Linked DNA regions of Mus musculus: region 2 is linked to region 1. A link is a loop called in an ENCODE intact Hi-C map of the cell type or tissue named here. Cell type or tissue: heart. All regions are shown on one strand. Each heading gives the region's core, and the rest is flanking DNA. Links, peaks and the distances in the headings are about the cores only.

Region 1 (7,611 bases), core at 1,870-5,869:
AGGGGCAGAGGCAGGGGTGCAGGACGCAGGCAGGGGCCAGGCCACTTACACTTGACCTGCAGGATCTGGTCGCTGAGGTTGGCTTGGAGGTAGTAGGTGCTGTAGGGTGGGAGCACCAGCCCCAGGCTGGGGAGGAGGGGAAGGGAGAGCACAGGTCACTGATGAGGAGAGGTATGCCACACTCACCCTTCCTTTCCTAGGGCCTTGGAGCCAAAGAGGCTCAAGCTGTGGTAGCCACAATTCCCCTACACAACTGCATATCCTAGGAATGAACACCTTGGAGACACCAGGGGTCCTAAGCTCTCTTCTCCCCAAACCTTCCCAAAGGCTTCGAAACTACTAGTTCCAAAGTGACTCCCCAACCATACCGCCCACCTCAGCACCCATCTGCCCCACCATCTCCTGGCAGAACATGAACCCTATGAGAGCCAGGGAACAGTATGGACTGGTCCTGGGGTGTGAGAATGCTCCTGGCATTCCAGAATGGACCCCAGAGCCGCTGTATAGGCCACAGTGAAGACAGCCTATGCTGAGAGGGTCAAGACTGGCTCTGAGGCCATGGTGCAGATTGTGAGCAGATGGGGGGTGCAAGAGGAGAGAAGCAACCAGGTTCAGATGTCAGGGTCACTCTCTCCCTTCCCTGTCTGCCCAGCTTGGCCCACTCACCTGTAGTTGGTACTCCTTATAGGCACCCAGGTGTAGTTCCGAATCACTTCGTCTATGTACCTCTGGGAGAGGAGGCTGCATCAGGTTCTTGGGTGAGCGGGCAGGGGAGGGTGGGTAGGGATGGGTGTCCATTCCGATGCCCTTGTTCCCTGGTCTGTGCCTCCATACCTCATCCAGGGATTTGACCAAGGTTCTGATCTGCTTGTGGCCTTTGTCGCCGTCAATCATGCTGCGACGGATCTGCAAGGGCCAAAGGTGTGAACCCCCTGCTCCCGCGCCAGCTATTTTCTTGTGCTCTCCCCCCCCCCCGCCCCCAAGCCTTCAGCTCACCTCCTCCTTGTTCTCATCTTCCAGCTCTGCGTCCAGGAAGTCCAAGGTCACAGGCTCCCGGAAGTTGGTAGTCTACAGGAAGCCAGATAGGAAGTCAGGAGTCCTGGTCTTGGAGGGGCTCCCAGCCCTCGGGGGGCTACTCACTTGGCTCACCTGGGGCTTGAGATTGGGATGTAGCAACACGTAGCCGTTCAGGTCGATGGCGAACACATAGCCATTGGCGCCGAGCTGTGGGGTACAGGTTGGGGGGCTCAGAGGGCTGAGTGGGGATTTCTTAGACTCTGAGCTGCCCTCCATTCTGTTTCCCATACTGCTTGCCTTTACAGGCTGGGTGTTCCTTGTACACCAGTCCACGCCAAGGTTGACTAGCCCTGTAGGTAGGTGGGCATTCTCCATTTCCCATTTCCCACGGAGGAACCAGCCAGCCCAACCTCTGTATCTGCAGGACGCTCGCTCACAGGCTATTGCTTTTGGGCCGCTGTGTGGCTCCCTCATATCCACTACTTTCTCAAATGTTGCTTTCCTGTCCCCATTTTAGTGGTGGTGGACAGGAAGGAGAGACTCTTAGGCTCCCACAGGCCTGGCAGAAGACCCGGGAGTGGCATCCAAGAACAAGTCATTGCCTCTGAGTTTCTTACTGTATGTGGGGCCTCTCAGGCCAAACAAAGGTTTCCCATGGTTCAGGCTTGAAGTTGTCACACACATTTAGCACTTGTTCTTGCTTTCATAGTTGAGACCCAAGTTCTCTAAGCACAGGCTCTGAATAGCCAAACCACCATCCTGTCTGTCCCTTCCTTGGCTCCAGTTTCTGCCTTCCACTCTCAGGCTCTTATTTGGAAGAGTCCTTCTGCCCCACCCCACCCCTACCCCCTGCCAGCATACTTCTGGGCAGGGCTGAATCTGGCCTGCCACCTGTTGCTATAATTTGTCTGTAAGCCTCAAGTGGGTTTTATGGCTTGATTTATTTATTGAGACAGGATCTCTCTGTGTAGCCCTGTTTGTCCTGGAACTCCCTCTGTAGACCAAGCTGGCCTCGAACTCAGAGATCTGTGTGCCTCTGTTTCCTGAGTGCTGAGATTGAAGGAGTGGATCACCACTGCCCAGTGGGTTTTAAGGTTGGGAACTGGAGAGGCAGCTTACAGTTAAGAGCACTAACTGCTCTCCCAGAGCACTGGGTTTGACTTCCAGCACCCATGCAACAGCTCATGGGCATCTGTAACTCTACTTCCAGGGATGCAGCGTCTTCTTCTGGACTCCAGAGGTACCCAGCACAGAAAAACATCCAGGCAAAATATCCACACACATTGTATTTTTTGAAAAAAAATAAAAAAATAATTACTTTGTGTTGTAAAAATGTTATGGAATTCAAATATCAATATCTACAAATAAAACCTTATAGGCCATCAGGCATGATGGTATACACCTTTAATTCCAGTACCTGGGAGGCAGAAGTAGGCAGATCACTGTGAATTTGAGGCCAGCCTGGTTTATGTAGTGAGTTCCAGGATAGTCAGAACTATATAGAGAGACCCTGTCTCAAAAAACCAACCAATAAAAATGAAACAAATCTGCATGGGCCATTTATCAATGATTTGTGTGCAGCTGTGTTCACATGATAGTATTAGCGTGGAAAATGGATGTTTAGATCAGCAAGGCCTGAAACACTCACAGACTAGTCCTTCCCGTGAAGCTTGCTGTCCCCAGCTTCAGACCAAACCCTTTGGGAAGTCTTTCTGTGACGGTCTTTCAGTCCCCATGTCTCCCCTGCTGAGTCTGGCTTGTGTCACTATGGACAGCAAACCAGGGCAGAGGGGCAGGTGGACACTTACTGTGTAGTTGGGAGTCAGCCTTTTGATGTCATTCAAGGCCACATCGATGCCCATGACACCCAGGATTAACTGGTTCTGGACACAAAGGAATGGGAAGGTATGCTATAATGAGTCAACTCCATAGTAGAACCCCCTGGCCCAGGCCTAAGGGCTAAGCTGCTGATACGGAGAGCTGCTTTGCCAAATCTGTAGCATGCCCTAACCCTCCTCCATCCCCAGACCTGCTCCAGGCATGCCAACTCCTCCCCAGATAACCCACTGGGCAACTCACCTTCTTTTCCCCAGGGCCATCCTGTGTCAGGTTGAAAACAGGGAGAGTTCCTGTTACCACCAACCCCAGCCCCTGAAGGGAGAGAAGGATGGGGTCTCCTGTGGCCAGCCCTGTCTTCACTGTGAGTGTTCAGAGAAGGGGCCCAGCCACAGGCCACCTGTCATTTTCTTTTACTTGGTCAACACCAATAAGGGGCCCCTCGAGGGTCTTGACTGTGTGGGGACATCCTTGGGGGAAGGCCACTAGTCCCCTTTCTTTGCCCAGAAGCCTTACCAGTGCATCTTCATACACGTTTGTCCATTGCACTTGCTTGGCGTCCTTGCCTGCCAGTACCATGGGCCTACCCAGCACATCCAGGTATTCCTGGGAGAGGAGAGGCACTAAATGTCCTTCCCAACTCACTCTTCTCTCATCTGCTGCCATGGACAACAGCAGCCACCAGGGGTCGCTATCGGCCCATGGCTGGAAAGCACGCAAAGCATGCAGCCACAACCAGAGGGAAGCCAAGGCCTGGGAGGGGCCGCCTCCTCCACAACCTCACCTGTGTGTTGATGCGGATGGCTCCGATGGAAGGGATCTCAAAATAGTAACCTGCAAAGGGAGGAGATGTGGGTTTGACTGGCACAGCAAGGCCCGCAGCACAGGGGGTAATGTCGCCTGGGTACACCTGCAACACTCTGTGTATTGTGACTCTCCCCCAACTCCTTTATGCTCCCTGTCACTGCCCTGGCACTGTGACCAACGCTACAGGAGAGGATAGATTGTAGGGGTCTAAAGAAGCAGCAGAGGTGGGAGTGGTTAACAGAGACAGGGTGGAGGAAGGAGCCTCATCCGAGGACGTCAGAAACGTGAGTTTTACCCAATCAATCAACAGAGATGGATTGATCAACAAACAGACATTAGCAGAAAGGCTGGAGACAGACAGACAGGGGACATACAGCCAGATGGTCAAGCAAGACAGCCCACCAAATAGACAAAGCACCGGAAAAAGGGTATGTATGGAAGGACAGACACACAGTGCGTGAACAGACAGCTGGACACATGGATGGACAGCTAGCAGAAGGACACAGCAGGCAGAGGCTGAAACCCGATGAGGTACCTTTGTTAGTACAGGCCATCCACTGCAAGGGTGTGACATCATAGTTATGCTGTCCTACGGAGAACGTGAACACACGTACCTGCCGGGACGATGAGGTTATCACAATGGCCACCGGAGGACGACGGCCCTCTCCCGTCCTGGACCCAGCTCAGGGCAGCCACCCACCAGGGCTGAGGCTCACCGTCCGATTGGGCCAATTGTACTTTTCGAAGACATCCTGCACGCGATCCTCACCCCCATCCGTGAACATCATGATCATCTTATTGCAGTTAGCCCGCGTGATGTTGGACTAGTGGAGGATGAACACAGAGTCAGGCAATCCTTGGTCTCTCACAGGTCCAGGGTGGGGCTTCCTCCCTCACGGCAGATGGTACTGTCTGTCTAAGCTGCCTGTTTACTATTAACAAGGCAATCCATCTTCATCTTCCCATGTCACTAAGCCTGGTCCCTCGCCCACCCCTTGCTACCCATTTGCCCACCCGTGGGGCTCACATTCTGTAGCTGGTCAAAGGCATACTCAAAGCCGGCCTTGTAGCCTGTGGTGCCCTTGGCCACCATGCCCTGCACAGCTTCCTTGAACACCTTCTTGTTACGCACATTGGCCTGCACCAGGTGTGTGAAGCAAGACACAGGCTGCGCCTTCTCGTTGAACTGTGGGGACAGTGGGGGGTGGTGAGTGGCTTCAGGCTGGCCACACAGTGTGCAGCTGTTGTACAGGGCTGATGGTTGTCATGGGAGCAGGTTGGATGGGGGTGAGTGGTACCCATCCTGCCTGCCACCTTGCCACTCACTGAGGCCACGTTCACATAGTCATCATCAGAGAGCGTGTCTAGCATCTCACAGACGGACGTCTTCATCAGCTTCAGAGTCAGGCCGCTCACGCTGCCACTCCTGGAAACCAGGCATGGAGGGGGCGCATGCATGTGGGCTCTCAGGGTTTTCCCGTCCTTCCCTCATAAGGTGCCCGGGCAGAAGAGTCCAGTCCTAGCCCATCCCACCAGCCTACAAGGCTCACTCACACATCCACAATGATGACCATGTCCTTGGGTGATGAGGCCCCCTGTATATACCTGCCAGTGAGAAGACTCAGTTAAGGACGGCACCTCCGGGACCTGCGGGGTCTTCCTTCTTCCACCCACTTACTGATTCCTGTGCTTCTTTCTACTGACCACGCACTATGGGGGTTGGAATGGGCCTGGGCACTGGGAAGACCATGCTCAATAAAAAAGACAGTTTTTTTTTTCTTGTGACGTGAGTGATCTGGTTCCCTCATTAAGTAAACAAGAGGTGAGGGGGAGGGGCAGGTGATCCACGGGGACAGAAGGCTTTAGTGGCTTGTGTCCTCTGTCCTAGAGAGACTCCAGAGAGTCTGGCTGTGTAATGGAGGAGGGAGGGAAGATCATGGAGTAGTGTGAGAGAGGCAGAGCAGAGGGTCGGGGTGTCCAGGGATCAAATGAGTAGGTGGGGCCGGCTGACCTGACGGAGGCTCTAGCTACCCCTGGAAGCACCCTCCCTGGTCTGCTTTCAGTTCTGAGTGGGTGTGGGGGGGCTGGGTAGTGGACGACACGCGTGGGGGCAGAGGCAGCTGGGCGGCTTGCCTGGGCGATGGGATCCATTTTCCAGTGGCAGCGATGTGTGAAATGAAAATTGGATAGAGCTGGCTGCGCCCTGCTCGGAGGTCTGGATATTGGGAGGGAGGGGAGCGGGCACGAAAGATGGGGAGTTGAGGGGGTGTCTCGCCTCCACCCCCCTTGCTCACTCACCAGGGTCGTCTTCTGACATCGTACAGGTCAATCTTCTTGGGGGCTCGCCATGGTGTGGCTGTGGAAAGAGGGGGTGAAGGGGCCCGGCCCGGCAGAAGGGTCTGACTGGAGCAGGCGGGAGTGATGGGGATTGACCTGGTTCATTGTACCCCATGGACCTCAGAATGGGTAGGCTTGGAGATGGAGCAAGACGGGTGCTGGATGGGCCAGGGAGACAGTGGTGCCTACCTGGGTAATAGCGAGTGACTCCCGTGGCACTGCCAAAGACTTGCCACAACAGTGTAGGGTCTTGCCTACGGTTCTCAATGAAGACGTTCTCCAGGGCCTCTGTCCAGTTAAGCTCATTGAGGATGACGGTAGCTGAGGGGCAGGGCAGAAGGCTGGGGTTGGGAGGTTCGGGGTCGCCCCCTGCTAAACCCATCTCCGTGGCCTCCCCTGCTTTCTGCCTGCCCAGGCTTTCTTTGATTTCCCAGGATCTCATGTGGGGCCACACCAGCTCTTCCAGGGAGATTTTCTTGCTCTCCCTCCTCTAAATCATCAAAGGAATATCTCAGCCTACCCCTCATCCAGGCCTCGGTGAGCAAGCAGGGCTGATGTGGTTTGTGGCCTGTGGAGAAGGGCCGCCTGGGTGGCAGGGAGCTGTGAGTTGGGCCCCCATCCAGCATGCTGCCTGGAGCCTGCAGCCGGCCCCCAGGGAGCTCACCCACTCAGCATGCACTCCAGGCCGCAGCCACAAGAAAGCAATTAAGGGCCCGCTGATGGGGCTGGAATTATTCAGCTATTAAGGTACCTGATAAGCTGGAAGCCACTCAGCTCCATGATTAATCAACTGGGGCCAGGAGCAGGCAGGGGCAGCAGTGGGGGCTGCAGAGGGGCAGGGGTGGGGCCAGGATCCTCTTCCGACACAGGCGCGCACACACACTTGCACACATATGCGCACGTACATACAGCCTGCATCCATGGCAGGCATCGCTGCCTCTAATTTCTGTGCTTCCAGCCAAACGTAGGAGCCCCAGCCCCTTACGCCCAAACCCACCCAATTGCTACCATGGGCGAGGGGTACACAGGAGCTCTCACCACCAGTTACCCACCCTCATTAACCCCTGTGGCTGCACTTGGGTGGCCCCTCCCTTCTGCCAGGCCTACCACCGACCAAGGCTGATCTCTACTCTGTTGACCAACCTGGATGGCATTCTTGTCCCATCACTCAGGGTGCCCCGAAGTCTACCTGGTGTGTGTGTGTGTGTGGCATGTTTTTATCTCTACACTGGATCAGGCCACTCTACCCTCCGTGATCCCTATCAGAGATCTCAAGTGACAGGCAGAGAAGGTTCTCTCAGGCCTTTGATTCCCTGAGAACAGATGAGCTGTGCCTGACAGCCTCTCAGGCCCTGCCGGTGCCCAGGGGCCTGCCAACCCTCGCCCGCCCCTCTGCCTTTGCTTTGTGTGCGGGCTGTGCTGTGTCTCTGCTGTCTTGCTCCCTGAGCTTGGCTTTCATCCCTCTCTGTCTCTGGTTCTTCTTAACTGACCACAATATCAACATGAAACCTCTTTCTTCCATTGGCTCTGCCTATTGAGCAGCGTGTTATGGTCCTGTTTCTGATTTAGAAGCCTAGTGAGTTGAACACTTCTATTTTTCTTTTTAAGGAAAAA
Region 2 (7,611 bases), core at 1,674-5,673, 51 kb after region 1:
CAGAGGAGAGGAGGCAGGTACCTGTCTTGTCTCTCAGCCAGGGATGAGTATGTGGGGTACAGGAAAAGAGAGGTCCCTGACCATGCCCCAACCTCGTCTGTTGTTAGGGTTGGCTGTTCTTATAGTATTGGGTTAAGGGGGTAGGGAAGGACTCTAATTGGGCTGGCAAGCCAGTTTTGGAAGTATATGTTCATAATTGCAGCTCATGAGGCACGGGGTAGGAAGACTGGAAGGTTGGGGCCAGCCTGGGCTACATACGAAATACTTATCTAAAACAGAAGTTTGAACAAGGCAACTATGTTCTGTAACTTGGGAAGGGGCAGGAAACCTAGGAAGCAATGTGTAAACTCAGGGGCTGGGATGAGTGAGGGGCAAGGAGACAGAACAGGATGAGAGGGGACACATTCGGGAGAGGCAGGGGGTGGGGATGGTGTGCTGGCTGGGTAGACTTGACATGGCTTGACACTCGTAGGTAGAGACCTTTGACCCCTTCTGTGACAGCCTGCATTCCAACTGACTCCCCATATCTGTGACCAGGAGGTCCCCCAAATCAGATGAGACTAGGCTTTCTAGGCACGGCTCGGGGTTTGCTGGGTTCATAATCATAGGGAGATCCTTAGAAACCATTTTTTTTTCTAAACTCAGAGGTCAGCCCCACTACTCTCTTCCATACACATAGGTCACTTAAGACAAAGGAGCTTGTGAGGGACAGCAGGGTCCAGCTACTGGAAAAGGAGACTCATTCTCCATCGGGTCTAGATATGAAGGATCTAGGTGAGTTGTCTTGCCTTGACCCTGGCCATAGTTGTGGATGGATGTACTAATTTTTTTTAAAGTGCTTTATTGAGATTTAATTGACAGCAAATCCAGTCAGATTAAACACGCATTTCAGTGGTTCTTAGTATAATTAGAGTCATGCAAACTACCACCATAATCTAAATTTAGAAATTTTCATTACCATCAAAAGAAACCCTGTATTCACCAGCAGTGTCTCCTCCCCACTAGCCCGTGGCAATCAGTAAGCTAGTTTCCCATTTTTATGTGTTTGCCTTTGCTGGATACTTCATTGAAATGGGATCACATACGTGGCCTTGGTCACTGGCTTCTTTCACTTGGTGGGATTCATTTGAGTTTATCCATGTTGTAGAGCACATCAAAATATTTATTCCTGCCTTCCTTTCTCCCTCCCTCCCTGCTTCTCTCCCTTCCTTCCTTCTTTCCTTTCAACCAGACATTGCTATCTTCTACATGGGCTGCTGATCTATGGGCAGAATGGATGCCTCTTGCCCATTTCTGAATGTCTCTGTAGCTCCTGAGGGCCCTCCCCACCTGCTGTCCTTGGAGTGAGCAGGGGCTCTGATTGCTTTATCAGGCTAACCTGGCAGGTCTTACTACTCATGAAAACCCAGCGCCTGTGAGCTGCTACCTCTCTGAGTACAAATGGGAAGACAGAGGCCCGGGAACAGGCAGAGAAATATTTAAGATCTGGGCAGAGCAGGGGCTCCAGCCGTCCCTTGTCTGTGGCTGCCTCTGTGCCCTCCCCTCCCCACCAGATCCTGCAGCCCACCTAGTGGCATACTCGACCAACAAGCCACTGTTCTGACCTGGTACTCACTCCACCCTCCACAGACAAGCAGGGGACCAAGAGGAATGAGAAAACTCCAGGCCCTGCGGGAGGGAGAGGCAGGACAGCCTAGGTCTGCCAGGTCACTTTGCATGCAGCCAAACCCAATTAAAGCGGTCACGGCTGCCCACAGCCCCACAGCACTGCCTGCTGCTGATTCTCCTGCTGGAATTCAGGGATTCGAGTGCTCTGTGAGAGCGAGGGTTGGAGCACTGCCTTCAGTCAAGGCCACTCCACCCTGCCTTCTCTTAATGTTCTCAAGCTCCCAACACACTGGCCTACCTTCAGGGCCTGGACCTTCCTGTCCAGCAGGCTCTCGATGTCCCCTGCCACTTTCTCCACCAATTTCTGTGGTTCATTCTCCTGCACTTCAAACAGGTTCCGATTGTCCTTGTAGATCTAGAAGGAAGCAGAGGTTAAAGGTGAGGCCAGAATGGTCCATCGCTCCCACGCCACGGTCTCATCTACTCGCTGTATGCATACCTCAGTTCAGCCCTTATCCCTGGAGGACATTGGTTTTGGCCCCAACAAGCACAGAATCCAGGGCCTTCATGATCTCAGGGGAGGGGAATGCAGGCCTGGGCTCTATAGCTTACATCTGGGCTGAGGGTCCAGTGTATAGGCTAGTTGGTGGCTAGTGCTGGTGGTTGATGGGAAGTTTGCCTTGTCTGGGCCTCAGGGGTCATGACTTGCAACCCCCTGTGTGCTATGAGCAGCGGCAGGGAAGAGCAGGCCGGATGGGAGGCAGAAGGCGGGGTGTGTGGTGAGTGAGGGGGAGCCGCAAAGCATATAATATAAACCACATCCCCACATGAGGATGCTCTCACACCTACACACACACATATATGTACATCTCCGCGAACGTATCTCTCACGTGTGCATACTCACAGTTACTCTAGCACATAGCCTCAGGCAGCTGTGCTCCTCTTGCGGGGGCTGCCCTGGGCTATTTGCAGAAACTACGGAGAGTTCTAGGAGCCCCCAGGGCTCCTCTGCCATTCAAGGCACAGAATATTGATGGAGACCGGGTAGGGAGAATGAATCTGCCCATTCCTCCTCCTTAGGAGACGCGGTCTCAGTACACACGCATGTGTTGGTGTAAATTGATGGTTAGTATGTGACATGGCTTGATATTGCCATCTGTGTGCACATGCCAGCGTGTGGGCTTGGGGCTGGGTGTGGCTGGGTCCTCTAGCTGTAGCCTGGGAGCCTGTATGTGAATCCCAGCAGCAGATTTCTGCAGACATCTTTGTTCATGCTCGGGGTCTGGGGTATGTGCATGCATACGCATGCGTTCTACACCTGAGAGTGTCTCCAAGCCTGATCTGGTCTGTGCCCCCATTCAAACAATTCCAGGAAGTCTGTACCCTAAGTTGGTACCTTCACCATTAGAGGTCATAAGCCCGCTACCCTGACAGAGCCTCGACACCAGGCTGTGCAGAAGTGGGGGCATGGGGAGACAGGAAGAACTGGTGGTGAGGGGACCATAAGGAGGTGACAGAGGCACCTGATGAGAGACAGGCAGGCAGGGAGCGATACGGTCGAGAGTGACAGAAGACGTGCAGAGATAAGGACGCTGCCATCTGACAGGAGGAAGGGCTGGAGGCTCGGTGCTGCCAGAGCTTCAGCTCTGCTGACTGCCTAGTGCCTGGCAGTGCAAGGGTTAAGGCACCACAGAAAGCAGGCTCAGGCAATCTTCTCCCGCCATCCCCATCTCTCTCTCTCTCTCTCTGCTTTCTTTTCTTTTTGTTCTTCTCTTAGAACAAAATAATTTGTATGAAGTCGCTCCTTCCTACAGAGCTGTGGCAATTAGGGGGGTGAGTGGCAGGCCTGATTGTACAGCCAGGGAGGACTGAGGTGCTGAGTGGACACCAGGGCAGGTTGTTCCATAGAACCCTTGCTCAGCCTCTGGACCAAGGCCCTCAGGGGACCAAAGGAAAGGCAAGCAGAGAATCCTGTTAGGAGGACCAAGAATCAGACAAACGAACACAATTCTGGACAAAGGACTGAGTGACAAAGCCACATGCTCTGTCCTCCCTGATATATTCATCTCAGGTTTGGAGGTTTAACATCTCACACACACACACACACACACACACACACACACACACACACACACACACACACACACACACACACACACACCCCATTCCATGCTTTGGAGCATAGTCTGGTTGTATTACTACTGCGGTCTGGGCTACACAGTTGAAGCAGCACCCAGCCGATCTGTGCCAGCAGGGGGCGCAGCTGCCTGGCTTGTCAGGGCCAAGGGATGACGTTCCAACACATTAGATTCGCTTGTCAAGGTCATTCCTAGGCTCTGAGGCTGGACTGCACAGGTTTCCCAAAGACTGCACGTCTTTTTGAAAAGCCTGGGAACCCCTTTCTAGGGCTTAGGATACACTTTGAAGTCTACGTGACTACTGGGTTGGATCCAGTAGCCAGAAAAGATCTGGTGTCAGGGCCACACTCCAAGGTCCCAACAGGTGACACAGAGCTGGGAGTCTGAGGTTCTCCTGAAGTCACCGTTTCTGAATCCCCAGTGTTTGATATATGTGTGAGAATGGGAGTCCTTGCAAGCCAAAGAACAACAGCCCAGTTCATGTCTTTGGAACCCTGTGCCCTTGCCTTTACTATCACCAAGGCTGAGAGTAGTTTCAGCCCCCACCCTGCCCCCACTCTTCTGCTAGATATGCCCGCTGAGAGCTTTCGAAAGACATCAGCTTTCATTCCTGGCTAGCCAACCTCCTTCTCCTGAGTTTTACCCAAGTCCGGCCCCACACCCTCAACTCTCTCCCTCAGCCACCCTGTCCTTTTCCCTAACACCTCACTCTCGGCCCTGGAGGTGATAACAGAGGAGCCCAGACACCAGGGAGCCACTGATAGCACACAGAGACAGCTAGCTCTTCTGCTGTCCCCCCAAGCACCATGTCTGTGTGCAGAGGACACTCAGCAAAGGCAGATGCCCGATTCCATGTTGAAGAGCAGAGCTTTGGGACATGGGTTTCATCCCTGCATGCCTCTGCCAGGCTCTCTTCCTGCTCCACTTCTTGCCAAGGACCTATCACAGGGTCCTTTTGCCGCTTGCCCTGGTGGCTGCATTTGAGGCTTCTTTGGACTATTGCTAGCAGGCCTCGAAGCCATGCTCTCCCGATTGATCTGTCTTCCTATGAGCTCTAAATCCTGCCTAGAGTGAGGAAATGGATTGTAAGGGGTTTTTGGTGTAATGAAGACAGAATCCTAGTGGCTGTTCAAGCTGCCAGCCCAGTCAGCTCCCATTCCCAAATGAAGCCCTTTAGGGACTCCTGAATGGCAGGCCCTTGGTGTCTCACACTTCCAAGATTCCTTTGGGCCTGTTCCAGCTGCTCTGTTCCCTGGAAGGGCTCTGAGCTTGGTCCTGAGCCCAAGGGAGATCCAAATGACAGTGCAGCAGGTGCCCCTACCCAGGAGATAGGTCATCTCCACATTGATGTGGTCCAGGGAGCTGATTTCCAGCATGGACCCAGGAGGGAGACCAGAGAAAGTGTGGCGCTTGGATCCTGCTAGCTAGTTTCCCACCAACACCAACCCCTAGTCTTGGGACCAACTGGGACATGGCAGAAAGGCCAGGGCACAAGGTGCAAGGCCTCAGTCACAGCAAGACCACATGCCTGCTGGTTTCCTTGTCCCAGAGAGTTATTTGGAAAAAAAACCACACGTAATAGTTCCCATGGCAACGCTGCCTCAGTGGTCCTCACCTTTATCCAGATAGCTGGTTTGATTTGAACAAAGGCACCAGTGGGTACCCAAGCTGCTGCAACTCTAAGCCATCCATGTTAGTAGAGCAAAGAGACTTCACCCCACAGGGGATGGAAGAAAGATGCTGGAACAGGGAGGCAGACAGAGTCATGTAGGCACGTGGGGGAGGGAAGGAGACAGTGGCAGAGGGCCTGAGGAACAGCAGGGACGGTTAAGGCAGAAGGAACAATTTATGGGGTTGTACGGAGTCCCTCATATCATGAGCCTCTACCATCCTTTACCATGTACTTTCAAACCACTATTTTTAAAAATGTGTAGGTGTGTGCATGTGGAGGCCAGAGGCCAACACCAGGTGGCACCTTCAGTGACTCTCCACCTCATGTGGAGGTGGGGGATGTCTCTCACTGAACCTGGAGCTCACTGATTTGACTATAGACTGGCTGGCCAGCAAGTCCCAGGGGTCCTCCCATCTCTACAAGTGTCCCCAGTGTTTACGAAGGTGCTAGAGTTTCACTTCAGATGCTTGTGCTTATGAGACATCGTCTCAGTTCCTACCTATAGTCGTGACTCAGTAGGGCTACCTTCTTCCCTTTAGGGCACTCATGCTAGCTCTGTGGTCCCTTTAGGGGTTCCAAACCCTCTGCTCAACCTCTTGCTTCCCAGGGCAGCTACATAAACAAGAAGTGAACCTGTAGACCCTTGGATGGGAAACTTGAACACCCGCAGGACAGAAAGAGTCAGCCTCATCCCCAAACGCCAGGGACATTCAAAAAGCTGCCACAGGCGACAAAAGACCTCAGGACAAGTATCATGGACAGACCCCATCAGGGGTACTATATAAAGTCCCAGAAAGCTGGCAACAGTGTGTGTGGGGGGGCGCCTAGGCCTGAGCCAGCTACTAACCTGCCCAGGGTGAGAAGGTTGAGGAGGGAGAGAAAGGAGGAGGGAGAGGGAGGAGGGAAAAGAGAGGAAAGGGAGGAGGTCATAGAAGGTGTCCCATTGGCTTACTCTGGGGCAGGTGCTTTGCATGCTTGGCCTCACCGATTCACGATGGCCCCTGGAAGACAGTCCATTCTTGTCATCCCCATTCAACAGCCAAAGAGAAGGGAATGAAGCTCATGGAAGAGCTAGGAACAGAACGGGGCTCATCTGATCCAAAGCCCTTGCCTTGGGGTGCTTCACAGTTCTGGCCTCTGCATCCATCTCTAAACTTGAAGGTAAGACTTTTGAGAAAGGGGGCATAAGGGTTTGAAGAGATGAACTGGGGAGTTTGACCAACCAGAAAGGAGCTTGGGGCAGACAAGATGGTGATGATACTGAAGAGCTGGGGCAGGGGGAAGCCAGCCACTCCAGAGGGGAGGGGGCAGAGGACTGGCAGACTTAGCTGGATCCTCTAACCAACCACATAACCCTGGGAGTAAAAACAGGCACACTCTTGAGGCTTCTCCGCAGTGAAGGTGAACGAGCCCTAATCTCTGGAAAATTAAATCAGAGAGAAAATGGAACAAGAAAGATTTGATGCAGGCTTGCCTCGCTTCTGTTTGTCTCCTCAAAGGCTCAGGCTCAGCGTGGGGCCCAGCCAGGTGCTCCAGCTTCCCAGCCCCCACTCAGAGCCTGCTCTCCCCAGGTGAGCAGCCGTTCCCTAAACCTTCTCTTACCACATCTCTGACAGCCACGGTGGGTGTCTTAACTACCCAGCCCCTCAAGCTTCCATGTTCCTAATGGAGAGGGCAGGAAATGGACTGTAAATGGCAGAGCTAACACTCCTATGGAAGAGGCTCCTGGAGTTGGCCACCAAGGATCGGTGTTGACTGCCAGGCTGGGTGTGCTAGACATTAGGGAAACTGAAAGTGAGGGTCACAGATAGCCCAAGACTGGGCTGGCAAGAAGACTCAGTGGGTAAGAGCACTCACTGACTGCTCTTTCGAAGGTCCTGAGTTCAAATCCCAGCAATCATATGGTGGCTCACAACCACCTGTAATGAGATCTGACGCCCTCTTCTGGTGTGTCTGAAGACAGTAATAGTGTACTTATTTATGATAATAAATAAATATTTGGGCTGGAGGTCCTAAATTCAATTCCCAACAACCACATGAAGGTTCACAACCATCCTTATAGCTACAGGGTACTCATAAACATAAAATAAATAAATCTTAAAAAAAAAAGATAGCCCAAGACCAGCAAGTAGGTTAGAAGAGTGGAGAGCAGGCAGTGACCAGTTTAAGACCAGAGCCAGAGTGAAGCCCCTG

What was found. A loop is a pair of places that touch in the nucleus more often than their neighbours do. Peaks named below come from ENCODE experiments on the same cell type or tissue, not always from the same donor. Only the 100,000 strongest peaks of a DNase experiment are listed, where the experiment ranks them.
Region 2: it touches region 1 in a loop (2.4-fold over the local background); 7 of 42 quality-filtered maps call a loop at or near these places.

Annotation. Positions count from the first base shown.
Region 1 is chr9:107,510,708-107,518,318 of GRCm38, reverse strand. Cacna2d2 (calcium channel, voltage-dependent, alpha 2/delta subunit 2) reads right to left here. Exons shown (of 38, transcript NM_001174049.1): 7 at 6,187-6,318; 8 at 5,959-6,016; 9 at 5,215-5,265; 10 at 4,987-5,086; 11 at 4,688-4,846; 12 at 4,377-4,484; 13 at 4,196-4,274; 14 at 3,638-3,687; 15 at 3,370-3,459; 16 at 3,097-3,168; 17 at 2,826-2,900; 18 at 1,150-1,224; 19 at 997-1,068; 20 at 835-906; 2 more. Among named protein-coding and RNA genes, the nearest start is that of Tmem115, 19 kb to the left of the region's middle. In heart, for the core only: a CTCF peak has its summit at 3,534 (motif pointing right); a DNase peak (open chromatin) is centred at 3,648; H3K27me3 peaks cover 955 bases.
Region 2 is chr9:107,459,965-107,467,575 of GRCm38, reverse strand. It overlaps Cacna2d2 (calcium channel, voltage-dependent, alpha 2/delta subunit 2), which reads right to left. Exons shown (of 38, transcript NM_001174049.1): 3 at 1,907-2,023. Among named protein-coding and RNA genes, the nearest start is that of Gm34037, 27 kb to the left of the region's middle. In heart, for the core only: a CTCF peak has its summit at 3,879 (motif pointing right); a DNase peak (open chromatin) is centred at 3,875; H3K4me3 peaks cover 1,131 bases; H3K27ac peaks cover 4,000 bases.